Linked DNA regions of Homo sapiens: region 1 is linked to region 2. A link is a loop called in an ENCODE intact Hi-C map of the cell type or tissue named here. Cell type or tissue: A673. All regions are shown on one strand. Links, peaks and the distances in the headings refer to the core of each region. The heading gives the core; the rest is flanking DNA. Region 1 holds the start of LOC105374283 (a long non-coding RNA gene). Region 2 has its middle 54 kb from the start of LINC02038.

Evidence for each region. Hi-C counts contacts between places; a loop is a spot of excess contacts. Peaks named below come from ENCODE experiments on the same cell type or tissue, not always from the same donor. Only the 100,000 strongest peaks of a DNase experiment are listed, where the experiment ranks them.
Region 1: it touches region 2 in a loop (7-fold over the local background); 3 of 110 quality-filtered maps call a loop at or near these places.

The regions. Positions count from the first base shown.
Region 1 is chr3:193,785,069-193,790,444 of GRCh38, forward strand. LOC105374283 (a long non-coding RNA gene) reads left to right here and starts at 2,184. Exons shown (of 4, transcript XR_924839.2): 1 at 2,184-2,326. In A673, for the core only: a CTCF peak has its summit at 3,239 (motif pointing right); DNase peaks (open chromatin) are centred at 1,953 and 3,233; H3K27ac peaks cover 3,490 bases.
Region 2 is chr3:193,895,210-193,900,585 of GRCh38, forward strand. No RefSeq gene overlaps it. Among named protein-coding and RNA genes, the nearest start is that of LINC02038, 54 kb to the left of the region's middle. In A673, for the core only: no CTCF peak of the experiment used is centred there; DNase peaks (open chromatin) are centred at 2,212, 2,812, 3,562 and 3,992; H3K27ac peaks cover 5,000 bases.

The DNA.
Region 1 (5,376 bases), core at 159-5,158, 110 kb before region 2:
AATTATGCTGGAGAAAAGATCTAAAACAGACATGGTTTCAGAGCATTCATGATAAATGGTTCTTCACAAATTGAAGCTGATTATTTCTCTCCCTCACATTCCCAAAGAGGTGGTCTCTGCTTTTAAGCAGAGTTCATTCCTGGAAACTCCATCTTAAAGGGAAATCCTAGTCTGATTGTATAGTTAAGGGTCTCTCTCTTCAAACATGTTCAGTCTCATGAGAGAACTGAATGGATGAAAGTGACAGGAAGGAAGAATAGGCACATTTAGACCCCGTCAAACAAGCGTGGCAAAAACTGAAGCCTGCTTGAAATGATGCTCTGTAAAGAGAATGCAGTTTCGTATAACGAACAATTGGTGCAGTTATTGAATAATGTAGATGGCCGTTGAAGTGAAAAAGTGCAGATGGAGACACAGTAAGACCTGACGCATGCCTGGGAGATTTAGAAAATGGTTCCCCAGGCCGGGCGCGGTGGCTCACGCCTGTAATCCCAGCACTTTGGGAGGACGAGGTGGGTGGATCACGAGGTCAGGCGATCGAGACCATCCTGGCCAACATGGTGAAACCCCATCTCTACTAAAAATACAAAAATTAGCTGGGTGTGGTGGCGCATGCCTGTAATCCCAGCTACTCGGGAGGCTGAGGCAGGAGAATCACTTGAACCCAGGAGTCGGAGGTTGCAGTGAGCTGAGATTGCACCACTGCACTCCAGCCCGGAGACAGAGCGAGACTCCGTCTAAAAAAAAAGAAAAGAAAAAGAAAATGGTTCCCCAAATGGAGCCCACTGTGTTGCCCCCAGCTTTCTCTTCCCTTCACCTGGGCCCTTCTTCTACCCTGAATATCTTGGCCCAGGGTAAGGGACAACTGTCGTAGAGAGCCTTTCTGTGCCTCAGTTTTCTTCATAGGAAAGTGACCATGCAGCAGTCCAAGGACATTCGCCAAATGCTGCAGAGCCTGGGAACTAACCGCCTCCCTTCCAAGCCTGATGGAAGAAATGGCCTCCCTTCTAAGCCTGGTGGACCTGGGACATCTGAGACCAGAAAACCAGAGGCCAGCTGATTAAATATTAATAGTTAGCTGTTATGGGAAGGTCTCTTGAAAGAGTTCAAGACCAGCCTGGGAAACATATGGAGACGCCATATCTACAAATAGTAAAATAAGTTAGCTGGGCATGTGCCTGTCATCCCAGCTACTCAGGAGGCTAAGATGGGAGGATCACTTGAGCTCAGGAAGTTGAGGCTGCAGTAGCTATGATTGTGCCACTGCATTCCAGCCTTGGTAAGAGAACAAGACTTCATTTCAAAAAAAAAAAAAAAATCCTGTAATCCCAGCACTTTGGGAGCCTGAGGCGGGCAGATCATGAGGTCAAGAAATCGAGACCACCCTGGCCAACATGGTGAAACCCTGTCTCTACTAAAAATACAAAAATTAGCTGGGCATGGTGGCACATGCCTGTAATCCCAGCTACTTGGGAGGCTGAGGCAGGAGAATCGCTTGAACCTGGGAGGCGGAGGTCGCAGTGAGCCGAGATTGCGCCACTGCACTCCAGCCTGGGTGACAGAGTGAGGTTCCATCTAGAAGGAAAGAAAGAAAGAAAGGAAGGAAGGAAGGAAGGAAGGAAGGAAGGAAGGAAGGAAAGAAAGAGAGAGAGAAGGAGAAAGAGAGAGAGAAAGAAAGAAAGAAGAAAGAAAGAAAGAAAGAAAAAGAAAGAAAGAAAGAAAGAAGAAAGAAAGGAAGGAAGGAAGGAAGGAAGGAAGGAAGGAAGGAAGGAAGGAAGGAAAAGAAGTTAGCTGTGGTGTTAGCTGGGCCAAACTAAGAACACCAAGTCAGTTTTGTCTGTGTTTTACATCTACAATTTTAAATATCAAATTTAAACATTGAAAAGTTTTTTTTTTCCTTTGAACTGGTGAGTGGCTTTGGCTCCCAGCAGAACAAATGGAGAGAAAGCAATGAACTGTCTGTGGAGTGAGTGTGTATTAAAACGTGGAATGAGGATCTCCCCCACGGGGCGGGGAGACTAGGAGAAAGCTGCCAGAGGCTGCTGGCAAGAGATATCCACTGGTTCTAGACCTGGCGGAGAGCGCTGGAGGTGGGTGGGGAGGTGGGGGTTGGGGAGCGTGTTGGAGTTGGGCTTGGGTCATTGTAGGTGAGCCGGCGTGGTTCTCTCTCAGGAAAGCACCAGAGAGGCCTGGCTCTGGGGAAGTTGGAGGTTTTACTCCCTGGCATCATCTGCAGTCGAGAGTGATCTGGCAGATACTATCTCTCCCAACCAACTTGGCAAGGCTCTGGTCCTGTGTGAGGAGGCAAGGAGTTCTCTTGGATGAGGTGAGCACACCCAGGTGAGGCAGCACACAAGAGGTCCACGCCTGCTCTGCAGACAGAGGGAGGTTAGCATCCGGAAGAGGCAACTACACAGCTGCCACCCCATTCGGTACTTCTCTCAAGGCACACGGGCGGTGTGGCAGAGCCTGTTCCTTGCTGACCAGTGTCCATTCCCCCTTTCTTCCTTAGTATCGGATTCCAGTTTTATCTGGAGTGGTGATGAGGCTACATTTCCAGCCCTCCTTGCAGCAAGGATGGCCAACGAGACGCAAGCACAAGTCATGACGTGGGTCTTCAAGGGGCCCGACTTGGTGGGCAGAGCGCTGCATTGGCCTTTGGCGTTCCCCGTAGTCCTCTGCAGGGGACTCTGCAGTAGCCCATGAGGTTACAGGGCTGATGCGAGGCTTGTGCTCTGGTAATGATTGATCATTTTGTAGGCTGCAGCCTATCTACAGATGTCTTTTAGATGGGCAAATAAACTCCCAATTTGGCAAAGTCACTCCAATTAGGACTCTTACTACCAGCTAAACAGAATTCCTAACTGATCCAGATGGACTTGGAGAGAAAAGAGCTCCCAGTCACTGGAGATGTGCAAGCATCAGTGGCAGGGGTTAGTGGGGCGAGGGGCCTGGCAGGGGCTGGCGGGGCAAGTGCAGGACTAGAAGTATTTGCTATTTGGTGACCCTCTGTGAGGTGTTCAAATCCCAGCCTGCTGGGGCTATTGGTTAACTGGTTTTAGTCTGAGCCTTAAAACAACAACAGGCTCAAAAGAGAAGAAATTCATCACAAATTAGGGGCCCATTTGTGTCACCTGCCTCTAAAGTCGGAGGCTCTGCAGCAGACGAAGCCCTGTGTTGCTGGGGAGAAGGTGGCTTCACGGACACTCCCGTTTCAGTGTGACTGCCTTTGGGGCCTATAGGGGGCACTAAGGAACTATGGGATCTTGTTGCCTCTGTGGCGGGGTCAGCGCTCAGACCTCCAGCCAACCCAGCCAGCAAGAAGAAGGAATGGGGCTGGGGCTGGGACAAGGGTCGGTTATAGTGGGTAGAAATGAAATCGCCCCTTCCCCATTCTTCTTAAAGATCTAAAATGCAGAGCACCTGATTTTAAAGTTCAGAAGAAAATGTCTCCCCTCCGCAATGAGAACTTGACATTTCTGTCACTGAATCTTAGACTAGAAAGGGGCCTTGGAGATCAGCCAGTCCTCACTATTCATTCAGCAGATGAGAAACTGGAGTCCCGAGAAGGAAAGTGATGGATCCAAAGAGAGGCAGGGCGTTAGCAGCAGGGCTGGGCCGCAGGCTGGGCCTTCCAACTTCCAGCAGAGTGTTCTTTCCACCACACCACACCCACCGTCTTGGCCACGTTTGTTCTCTTTTCTGGCCCTGGGGGGACTCTGGCAGGGCTGGGGGTCTGATGTGAACTGGAATCTGTTCAGTTGCACCTCTCATTGCTCCTGCCAGCTCGCCAGCTCTGGCTGATGGAGGCAATTAGAACCAGACATCCCATAAGGCCATTCCAGAAAGATCTCTTAAAATTCCACAGCAGCTGGGGACTTGCCTTTCCCTGCAGGGTTCATCTGGTGTGTAAATACCTAGTTGTGTAAGGCACAGGGTTGGGGGGCCATGCTTACACATACACAGTCTCTCAACCCACATTCACCCACAGATAGAAAAATAGAGAAATATTCAGTAGGAATTCCTTTCCTTTCTACCTCCCAAAGAGAGAAGTGAAGAATTTACAGGCCACCCTGGGAACATTTAATTACTTGCTGCTGAGGGATGGGCACTGTATTTGCACTGGGCAGTGGGTGGCAGAGGGTGGGGGACATCCCTGGTTTTCTTCCTTGCACCGCAGAGGGCTGCTTCCCACCACTGGGTTCTGAGGAAGGCCAAGCAGTGTTTGTGGCCAGCTTAGCAAATATGCAGTCCAGGAGCCTGGCTCAAAGATGTTGCCTCAGTTTATCTGTGGGAGCCTTGAGGCACCAAAAGACAAAATGGCAGAGCAAGGAATCCAACCCAGGACCACTGGCTTTGATTAACCTGTTCAATGATCTCCAGTGACTGTAACATCAAAACTGAAGGGCAGATCCTGGCTCATGAGTTGATGGAGCCCTCTCTTTCTCAGGACTCCCATTTCACAGTTCTCACCAGTCAACCTTGCTTTGGCCAGCAATGTGCTGCTGTTAGTTGGCCAGTGTTTAAGTAGACCCAGAGGGCCTTTTGTTAGAAGTCAGTGGGAAACAGCCAAAGCATTGCAAAGGCAGATGGAAAAACCAGACACGTTCTCTAACCTGAGGGAGCACCTAGTTCCACTGTGATTTACAGGAGGCTAGAAGGGGAAGGAAAGGGTCATCATTCTGACAAGTCTACATACCAAATTGGTTGCAGAGCTTAAGAGAGAGCCCACATCTTCTGTTTCCCAGACTAGAGTGTTTTCAACACCATCACACCACCACTCCCAACTCCTCCCTTTGAGGTTGCATTTGGCCTGACTATCCCATGAGAGTAGTGTAAAACAGTGTTAAAAAATTAAATCAGGTCATGATTACTATAATTTTTTATTGGGTAGGCCCAATAACTCTGAGCACCTTTCGAAAATCTGTCCTGGGACTTGTGGTTAATTGGTGATTAATCACCGATCCATTTATTAGATGATTTCACATTACCAATTGATGTTATCTCTGTACTCCCCATTTTCCAGTGATCTCCTCTTGCTGACATCCCTTAGATCTTCTATCTGTGTTCCAGATGTGGCATTTTGCAGACTTAGCACTCAGGGAGAGAAGAATGAATCCATCAGTTCGTTCTGCTGCTGATTTTTGTGTTTGGAAGTAGAAGTGCATTTGTTTATTTACTTATTCAACATCAAACACTTGCTGGTGCTGGGAAAGGTACCAGGTGCTGGGGTAGTTGCTGGGGAATAGAGGGACAGAGAACTTGGTTTTAAGGGATTTAAATTTTGGTAGAGGGAGACAGAACATACCCACAATTAGCTCTAATATAGAGAATAAGCCCTACAAGAGAAGGAAAGATGAAGTGAGCTCAGAGGGA
Region 2 (5,376 bases), core at 143-5,142:
AAAACTCTTAACTACAGTGCACCCCTTCCAGGGGGCACCTGCATCTGCCACACACCTTTAGGTTCAGCATGAAGGATAGTTTGCGGTCTGGCCCAGACACCAGTACTATCATAAGGATGTTTCCTCCAGCCCAAGTTTGGCCTGATCCCTGCCTGCCCTCTCCTGCTGGCCCTCCTCCTGCAACTCTGCATCCCAGGACACCCCGTGTCCAAGACCTCCCAATTAGGGCCCTCCTCTGTGCCGCCTTCTACGATCCAGCCCCATGGTCTGCAGAAAACAGACTCTCAATAGCTGATGACAAATAATGAGTTCTTTATTCCTCCTGGGAAGCCAATTTCTCATCTGTCCCATAGATCTGAATGGAAAACACAGATGATTGGTAAGTAGGAAAAAATGCTTCTCACTTCCAGCAATGTGCCCAACCCTGCCTGTGTTCAGAAATGTCAGCCATCAGAGAACAACACATCTGTGGTAAACAACATTTCTGGAATGATTGCTCTAGGAAGAAGCATGGCCCTAAGTACTCCATCGGATGTGAGCCTGGTCAGGAGAACCACTAGAATACTCTCCTAGAGCACCCAGGTCCTGCCTGAGTGAGCTTTTTGTTACATGGATAAGCCAAATATTAAAACACATATAGGAATACATAAACACACACACACACACACACACACACCCTGAATTGATTTAGTATGCAGTATGGTATGGGGCAAGGGTTTTAGAGTCAGAGAAATGTTTAAATTCTGTCTCTAGTTTATCCTAAGTAGCTTATCTGGGCAAGCTACTTCTCTGAATTTGTTTTCTCATCTATAAACTGGGGTAATAATACCTCATAAGGTCGTTGCAAGAATTGAGATAGATAAATAAAACTCCATCGATGTAGTAAAGGGCAGAGAAGCAGTGGCTGTGATTCATATCAGTCATATTTCAAAAGCTGAGTATGTAGATGTTAGGCAAATGTAGAATAAAGACGGCGGGGGAGAAATCTTGGGAGAGGTAAGGTCAAAGCAAGGTTTTGGAGAAAAGGAAGAAAATGGTTTGAAAGAGAGAAGGGAAGAGGGTGTTTGAGTCAGAAAAGAAGGCCGGGGAAGACACAGGGAGGAGGGAGGTCAGCTCTAGTCCTGGATCTAGTTGTGGTCACCGCCAAATAGTCCCAGGAGGCAGTCTTGCATTTCCTCAAGATCTTATACGGTCACTGGTTTTTTTCTTGAACTTTCCACTGAAGTAGACTTAGACCTTCTGCCCAGCAACCTGAGACTCTGGGGAGATGCCAGCATGACTTGTGGGGAGACCCCTGCCCTCGAACATACTCTCCAACCCAGCCATCATCTTACCCTGCTCAGGGACTCTATGGGATGAACGTCGTTAGTGAGGCCGGTGAGGGACACACACATTCCTAAAGCTCACTTTGGAAGGCAAGTCTCATCTTGTCTCTTGTCTTTTCATTTTAACAAGCTAGAGGGAATCTTGCTGTGCTCCGAAGTCTCTCTTGTCTGGGGGAGAAAATAATACTAAAGTGCTCACTATTCAAAATGAAATCCTTAAACACAACATGAGTGTCACCTGGAGCTCGTTTGCAATTCTGATTTCAGGGCCCCACTCGAGACCAACTGGATCAGCATCTCTGGGGGTAGGACCCAAGAATCAATGTTTTAACAGGCTCTCCAGGTGATTCTTATGCACATTGAAGTTTGAGAAGCACGGATTTAAGGAACAGTGTAGATAAGTCAGCCTCTCTTGAGTTCACTTGCTTCAGTCTAGAAAGTTTAGGTGACTTTCTAGACCTGGGAACAGGAAGTTCATTCTAACACTCAATTGTGAAAGCCATCATTTCAAAATATAGAAGATTTCTGGAGACTCCCACATGGACCAACCAGGAATAATCATAACATAAATTGAGCTTAAAAATATAGCTATTTGGACTGACCTACTTTATCAGCTTATTTGATTGCAGGCAAAAGAAATAGAATCTTGCTATCTTAAGCACAGAAGGAATTTAGGAGAAGATACAGGACTGCTTACAGAATCTGAATCAGAATCAGAAGAATCAGTCTCAGAAAAGCCAGGAACCAAGGCAGGACCTAGGTAAAGAAACTACTGGAAACTACTGGAAAATCTGGATAAGGAGCTGTTGCGGTGCTTAATTGACTATCACAGCTTTCTGGAGCGGCCTCTGCCTATCTGAGATGCAGATTCCCGAGGGAGAATCCGATTGGCCATGGCACGGTCACGTGCTAAGCCCTGGTCAGTGCAAAGCCGGAAACCTTGAGGGATGGTGCTAGCGCCCGTCCAAGGCTGTACACAGTAGGTGCTGGATGGTTCCTCCGAGCAAAATCAGGCACAGCTCCCAGGCATGAGGGGATGGAGCCAACAGGCAAAACAGTGGATGCTCCCTGCCTCCCCTGGCTAGCTGAGTATAACTGGACATCAGCAGGAGAAATACAGATGTGGAAGCCTTCAGAGAGATGAAAGGAAATGTGAAAGTTTTCTTAGAGTGGCTGGGGGAGTTCAAAGGCTAGGAAAAACAGAATGGAGACAACAGTATGATTGGGTGTAGTTGTGAAGGCCAAAGAGGATGGCCTGAGGTAATGACTTCAAGAAGCCCAGCTCCTGGAAGCTGACAGGGTCAGATGCTCTGTGTGCCCCTGTGGGAGGGAGGGAGGTGCAGATTCAAAGAGATGTCTGTGAGAGAAAGTCAAGGAGAGGCAGAGAGTGCAGGCGTCCGGCCTCCCTAACACACGCCTGTAATCTGAGCACACAGAAAGAGAGGACAAGCTCTTCCTCAGAAGCACGGTGCGGAGGTGCTGGGGTGGGCGGCTGGAGAGCCGGGAAGGCGGGCTATCATCGGCATTCGGGTTAAGAGTGCATGCAATGTGACAGCAAGGACCTAAAAGAGACACCAGTGCCAGGAGAGAGGAAGGAAGGAAGGAAGGAAGGAAGGAAGGAAGGAAGGAAGGAAGGAAGGAAGGAAGGAAGGAAGGAAGGAAGGAGATTTCATAGCACTACATGTATCTATATTGTACAACTAAATATAGAAAAAGAAACACATTTCTTTGTGGTATTTGCTCATTTTTATATAGTAGGTACTTTTAATGTACATAGCAGGAATTTATCTATCATTGTTTAATGACAGCATTCAAAGAGATATGTATGGTTAGAGATATAAAACATATATAGTTATTTTACATTTTAATTTATTTGTAGCTAGCCAAAATAAATTAGCCTATCAAAATAAATAGCCTATCAAAAGTTATATATCTAAAATACTTTGGCTAATAGTGGCACGAAACACCATGAAAATCTGACACTTCCCTAAGAAAAATCATGAACAGTTTCAATACCAGATAACACAGGGCCAATACCTTAGTGTTTATTCCACACTGACCCCAATGCAGTAAAGTGAGAATGGGGTCTGTGAGAGCCACCGACCCAACAGCTACACTAGGCTGATTTAAATCAGAAGGCCAAGGTCCTGCATTTCACCTACTCTGATGCTTTTATCCCCTGAGGCCAGTACAGCATGAAGTTCTGATATCATTCTTTTGAGTAGGGCGGGGGTGGGCAACAGAGAGCAACAACAGGCCCAAGGCTTTGGCAAGTCCTTTGGGGGTGGAATGAGGACACCGTCTTTGAAGGCCCTATTCCCTCCAGTGGGCCTTCCATCTGGCAGGGAATTGAGATGGTCTCTCTTGAACCCTCAAGAAGATTGTGACCCACAAACTAAAGGCTGACAGTCTAAGTAAGTTCTAGGCAAGAGTTGCCCTTGGGAGCTTAACTCTCTATTGGCTTTGGCCCCAGCAGGATACCCCAACAACTGTCATGCCCCATAGACAGCATTTTAAAAACATCTCCTTCCACACCAGAACCCTGACATTCCAATTTGATATGTAGAAGCTGGCAAGTTCCTGCCTCAGCCTATGCCCAAGGAATCTCTCTTCTGTGTAGCATCCCTGCCACTCCACCCACCCTCATACATCTGCTCCCTAGCAGGACTTGGTGTGCCTTTTACCAGCCCAAGCTACTTAGAAAGCACAGTTGGTGCATGATTTATCTCCCTGTTCATGCCCATGCTTAGCATTGTGCTTTGTATTTGGCTAGTGCTGAAGAAATACCTCGGAAAATGCTAAATAATACAAATTCTGAAAACAGTTTTATAGGGAATTGTGAGTACTTAATTTAGGAACTCTTACTGGCTTATGTCTTTTGGAGTACAGATAAACATATGCTTTTTAATGCTTGGTGCAGATTATAAGTGTGTAAGTAAAGTGCCTGGCACATTGTAAATTTAACAAATATTGATTGATTAAATGGATAAATTAACCGAAGAATGCATACAAAGAAAGAAAGGTTATAAAAAGCATTTCAGAAATCCTCAAATCAAAGTGAAAAATCAATGGCAAGATTGTGATGGATGTCTCCATTTCACAGTGAAATTCATGGAAAATCCACAATTCTACAAGATGCATGAACAACTATAACCTGTCCATTGATCACTCCTTTGTCATTATATTATATTATATCATATTATATTATATTATATTATATTAATTATATTATCAGAATATCAGGGGAATTTGCCTTTGTACATTTCTCAAATTAACTTTTAAAATTATCTGATTATTTTTAGAAAGAGATCCCACTCAGGTGAAACTTTGAAATAGAATTTAACTATAAACAAATGCTGTTTAATTCTCTCCTAAATTGCAAAGGTCAGATTACTTTCTAAGGTCTGGGTTTTCTTTAGTGAGGAAGATGTGCAAATTAGGAATTAAACGATAAAGTCAGACCGGCTCATCTAGAAGCATGGCCTCTCTGCTTTTTAATAGGGCTCTTTTCCATTCGGTTTGAGATAAAGTGGCCCCAATTATTTTAGAATCCTTTAAAGGAAAAGATATCCATAAATTAACCTATAGTCTTCTCCTTATTTCACAGAGAAATTAAATTCTTACTTTAAATGACTTAAGTCGTGTTGCACAAAATCAGACAAAACTCCCTTCTGTAGTGCCGCAAGAGACAGACACAGCAGCACAGAATTATGGAGGTAAAAAGATAAATAGAAATAGATATAAACACACACCCCACTAGCAAAATTCAATAGTAAGATCAAAGCTAAACTCTCTCCTTCACAGAGTTCCTGTTAAGATTTTTTCCCCCTCTTCTGCACCATAATCTGAGTCTTGGATACTTTGCTTCCTATTCAGCCTCAAGATCAAACAGCTCACACACATCTGCTGGGGTAAGGTTTGGGTTTTGTTTCGTTTTTTTTTTAAAGGCATTCAATAATTGGTGACGGTAAGATGAGAAGAAGAGTTTGAACATCAACATAAAGGCAACAGCAAAATACATCATCACAGTCATTGTGCCATGGAGATGAGG